2 separate regions of the Homo sapiens genome follow, and region 2 is linked to region 1. A link is an interaction called in ENCODE POLR2A ChIA-PET data of the cell type or tissue named here. Cell type or tissue: HepG2. All regions are shown on one strand. Region 1 overlaps TSPAN4 (tetraspanin 4). Region 2 overlaps CDHR5 (cadherin related family member 5).

Region 1 (2,500 bases):
TTTCCAGTCTGGACAGCCCACCTGAGCCTCTTGGGCAGGTGCTGCGGGACGGCCCCCTTGAGCCTCCTGTAGGCCTTGGGCAGGGGTGCAGTCACTGGAGTCCATCGAGTATGCTCCCTCCGGGCCCACGGGGGCCACGCTGGCCAGCTCTCAGCCCTCAGCCCACTGCCCCTCTGGCCATGCGGCTTTGTGGCAGATGGCTGGGCTGCCAGCCACGTCCTTGGAATAGGATGGGGGGCTGGGTCCCTGCAGGGGCCAGGGCTCTGTCCAGACACAGGGATGCTAGCAGCCAGCACAGCCTCAGGACCCTCTGGGCTGGCGGGAACGTCCCCGTCATGGCTGGGATGCTGGTTTCCAGGGATGACAAGTCTGTCCACTTACAATCTGTGTGGCTCGCTGTGATTTGTTTCCTTAAAGCTGTGGGCCCTGAGCGACGTCCTGTTTCCACATCCCCATCTGTCCTCCGTTCCCTCACCCCTGACCCTAGGAGCTCTCCAAGGGACCCCAGGGCCCAGAGATGAGGAGACCAGCCCCACCCAGTGACCAAGGCCCACCCTGAGGCCAGTGTCCAAAGCAGGGAGAGCAGAACAGCCCTCGTCAGTGGGCACCTGCCCAGGGTGCCAATGCTGGCTCCTGCAGGGTGGGTAGGAGTTTGCTGGAGGCACAGGAATCCAGGAGGAGACTGTGACCCAGCGGGGCTGTGGGTGCAGCAGGGCTGCGTGGGAACAGCAAGGAGGTGGCCTGCCGTCATCAGGCCAGGACCACGGCTCACATCGCACAAGCGCGGCTGGAAGCCCAGGTCCCCCACGCTCACTCCCGTCCCCCTGCGTGGGCCTCCTGACTTCTCTGCCTGCCCCCTGCAGCCCTGGGCTGCCAATGCCACATCTCTGCCCCCAGAGACAGCCCTCTCCACACAGAGGCCCGGCCTGCCTGCCCTGCCGCCAGCTGGGACCTGGAACCTGCAGAGGCCCCGTGGAGCCAGGCCTGTGTCACTGGGTGGACAAGTCTGACCTACCCCCAACAGCACCAGAGCTGCCTGGAGCCCACAGCTGGGTAGGCAGTGTCCCCCGACCGACCGCTGCTGCTCCCCACCCACAGGGAGCCACACACTCCCCAAGGCTCAGACACGCTGTGGTTGCCAGCGTCAGGGCCTTTGTTCAGAAACGGATTGTTTCCGAACAATTGATCCAAAGGCTGGCCTGGGATGTTAAACTCCTCAAAGAGAGGCCTGGGAGCTGAAGGCAGAGCCCTCTGCCACCCTTGGGGACACTGTGCTGCCCAGAGGCCAGCGCCAGGCAGGCCGGCCATGCCATCTGCCAGACATCGTCTCAGCTCATCCCAGGGGAGGGGAAGCCAAGGCTGGCCCCCACTGCACCCCCTCCACCAGGCTCACTGCTGATCTTAGAGCAGAGGCCTCAAGCGCAGCCAGGACTTTCCTTTGGAACAACAGAGAGTGGGCAGTGAGGCTGAGGGGCCCCCACACCTCCAGGGTTGACAGCCCAGGCAGCGCAGAGCCAGGACAGCCCCCGTGCCCCTCCAGGCTGGGGCCCTGGACCACCTGGCTCCGAGACTCACACTGCCCACCTGGGGGGTCTCCCCGGGGATCAGCGCAGGTGGTGGGGAACTGAGAGGCCTCCCACATTTCCATTCAACCCCCGAGCCAGGCCAGTATATGGGGACCTCACCCTCTACCGCCCCACATGGTGCAGATGGGAAAATGAGGCCTCAAGGAGGGCAGAACCTGCCCGGCGTCCCGCACTGGCAGGTGGGACTCCAACCCCCACCCGGTCCCCCAGCCAGGCCCTAACCATACAGTGCGGAGACGGCCGGAGCTTCCACCAAGCTCCTGGTGCTGCGGGTGAAGAGAAAGGGGAGCAGCACCCACCCTGGGGAGCAGCGTCTGGAAGGAGCCGAGGCCAGGAGGGCGGGAGGACAGCCCTTCGTGGTGGCACCTTGCTAAATAGCTCGGCTGCCTCCATCCCTGACAGGCGGGAAGAGCAGGCCCCGTCCTCTCCCCTCCGCCCCGGGACCTCCACTTCCATTAGGGGAAGAGTGTCGCTGGCAGCAGCTGAGCTGACCAGGCAGCACAGAGGCCTGAAGGTGGGGGTCCCAGGGCAGCAGAGCCCCCCACGCCCTCACCATTGCTAACCTGTGTCTGTGTCGGCACCTGCCTTGGACCAGGACACCTCGCTCAGGCTCACGGGCCCTGCACCCAGCCTCCCCCGGAATGAGGCTCCCAGGAGACACCCCGGCCCCACCACAGGCAGCCTGCTTCCCACTCCCCAACCTCTGCAGGGAGGGCTCAAAGGAAGGCTCAGTGGCTGTGCCCCAGCGGAGCTGCCATCACCGGGTGAGGGCCTCTATTTGCTGAAGGCAGGTAGCATGTCCCCAGATGTCCATGGGGTTAGGAGTTGGCACCAGTGCTCTGAACTCTGAAGGCCCCACCGGGTCCCCCACCACCAGGCCAGGACACATCCTACCTCCCCACCCTGGCTGCCCC
Region 2 (2,500 bases), 230 kb after region 1:
CGGGATATGGGGGTCCCGGGAGAAGGGCACCTGCATCCTCAGGCCACACCTCCCTTGGGGGCCTAGGAGTTCTATGCCTGCGGGCATCCACTGACACCCATGCTTGGTGGTGCCTGCCCTAGAAGGCTGGGCCATTTCGGGATGAAGCTGCCTGGGCCCACACCCTCAGCACTGACCACTGATGATGGGGACCCTGGGCCAGCGCCTGCCCACTTGGCCTCAGTCTCCCCACCTGTGGGGCAGGACGGTGACTGCAGACCTGTCTACATCCACAGGAGAAGTCACTGCTTGAGGCTCAGCTGCTGTGTCAGAGCGGAGGCACATTGGTGAGTCCCCGCCCCGCTCTCCCCGCCCCACCCGGCCACCTCTGCTGGGCTCTGCCCTGCCGGTCCAGGACCAGTCTTTGATGACGTCAGCTAGGGTGTGGTTTCAAATTCCACCCCCCCGAGGGTGATGCCCACATTTCCTCCAGTCCAGACTCTGCCCTGAGCTGTGGAGTCCCCGTCACTGACCCCTTGTCCAGCAGACACCCCATCCAGTGTGCCCAAGACTCCCACCCACTCCCTCAACCATCCACAAGGGAGGCACCTTTATCCTGCCAGTCACGGGGACCACCTTGGTTCCCACTCGCCCTCCCTCCCCACGTGTCCCCCACAGCCCCCCACTGGTAAATCTGTTGGCTGTGCCCCAGCTCGACCCAGAAATCCAGAGTCTGTCCACCTCCAGTCCCATCAGGGCCGGGACACCAGCACTCATTTTGGGAAACTTCCAGCTGGCCCACCGGCTTCCCTGTTGCCCTTTGCTGGCCCCAGTCCACTCCACGTGGCAGAACAGCCCCTGTGGATGTTGTAAACCAAGGCTGCCCAGCCCACCCCAGCCCTCCACGGCTCCTTTCTCACCGAGTCAAACCCAGACATACTGTGCAGAGGCTCCACTGCAGCCTCAGGGCTCCCGCCAGGCACGCCCCTCCCTCACCGGCTCAGGACTGCAGTCTTCAGAGAAATCCCAACCACCCTATGCCCTGTTGCATCCCAGCCCCGCTCCCCCAACATCCTGCTTCTTGACCGGCGGCATTTTTTTCGGCTTTATTAAGGAAAATTGCAGAATCCTGAGGCCAGCACAGGCCCCCTCACCTACCAGCACACAGCAGGCTCTGTGCCCTCCATGCACCACGGCACGTCACCTGCACATATCTTGGGATATGTCTCTGAAAGAGAGAGACTCTTTTTTGAGACAGAGTCTCACTCTGTCACCCAGGCTGGCGTGCAGTGGAGCGATCTCGGCTCACTGCAACTTCCGCCTCCCGGGTCCAAGCGATTCTCCTGCCTCAGCCTCTTGAGTAGCTGGGATTACAAGCATGCGCCACCACGGCCGGCTAATTTTTGTATTTTTAGTAGCGACGGGGTTTCTCCATGTTGGTCAGGCTGGTCTCAAACTCCTGACCTCAGGTGATCTGCCCGCCTCGGCCTCCCAAAGTGCTGGGATTACAGGTGTGAGCCACCGTGCCCGGCTGACAATCCAGTTTCTTCACAAATAAATCTCCAGGAAAAAAGATGGGAGAAAGGGAAAGGTACAGATGAACAGAAACTCAGGAGAATTACCAACCAGGTCCATAATGTGGGCCCTGATTCAAACAAACAATTGTTAAAAAACCCTTCAGAGACCACGGGGAATGTGGCATCCTGGACATTTGAGGTAGAAAGTGACCGCTTTTCCCAGGTGTGACAACGACATTGTGGTTATGTTCTAAAAAGAAGAGTCCTGGCTGGGCGCCGTGGCTCACACCTGGAATCCCAGCACTTTGGGAGGCCGAGGCGGGTAGATCACCTGAGGTCAAGAGTTCGAGACCAATGTGGCCAAAATGGTGAAACCCCGTCTCTACTAAAAATACAAAAATTAGCTGGGCATGGTGGCAGGCACCTGTAATCCCAGCACTTTGGGAGGCCGAGGTGGGCAGAGGCCGAGGCAGGAGAATCGCTTGAACCTGGGAGGCAGAGGTTGCAGTGAGCCGAGATCACACCACTGTACTCCAGCCTGGGTGACGACAGAGCGAGACTGTATCCAAAAAAACCCAAAAACCAAAAAACAAAAACAAAAACCAAAAAAAAAAAAAAACAGAGAAAAGAAAATGGATTGTCTTTCCTCACCTGAGATTCTGCTGGCTGCATCCCCAAGTACCTGCATTATTTTTCTGTGGAGCACCTGCCACCTCCTGGCTTTATAAAGTCCTTTTTGTCTGTTGTTATAAGTCCTGCCAGGACAGGCACCACCAGGCAGAGATTTGTCTCTTGTGATCTCTGAATCCCAACGCCTAGAGCTGTGCAGCCCCTGTAGCCCCCCAACAACTGAATGAGCGAGTGGACGGATGGCCGTCGAGGGGTGCACCCCACTCACGGCGGGGACGGGTGGCCGTTGAGGGGTGCACCTCACTCACGGCGGGGACGGGTGGCCGTTGAGGGGTGCACCTCACTCACAGCAGGGACGGGTGGCCGTCGAGGGG

Evidence for each region. Peaks named below come from ENCODE experiments on the same cell type or tissue, not always from the same donor. Only the 100,000 strongest peaks of a DNase experiment are listed, where the experiment ranks them.
Region 2: POLR2A ChIA-PET joins it to region 1 with 5 read pairs; 3 of 35 experiments call an interaction of 5 or more read pairs at or near these places.

Annotation. Positions count from the first base shown.
Region 1 is chr11:853,610-856,109 of GRCh38, reverse strand. All of the region lies in intron 3 of TSPAN4 (tetraspanin 4), which reads right to left. Among named protein-coding and RNA genes, the nearest start is that of TSPAN4, 12 kb to the right of the region's middle. RefSeq lists an enhancer at 1,090-1,603. In HepG2, no CTCF peak of the experiment used is centred here; no DNase peak of the experiment used is centred here.
Region 2 is chr11:622,039-624,538 of GRCh38, reverse strand. CDHR5 (cadherin related family member 5) reads left to right here. Exons shown (of 15, transcript NM_021924.5): 3 at 276-326. Among named protein-coding and RNA genes, the nearest start is that of CDHR5, 1.7 kb to the left of the region's middle. In HepG2, no CTCF peak of the experiment used is centred here; no DNase peak of the experiment used is centred here; H3K4me3 peaks cover 90 bases.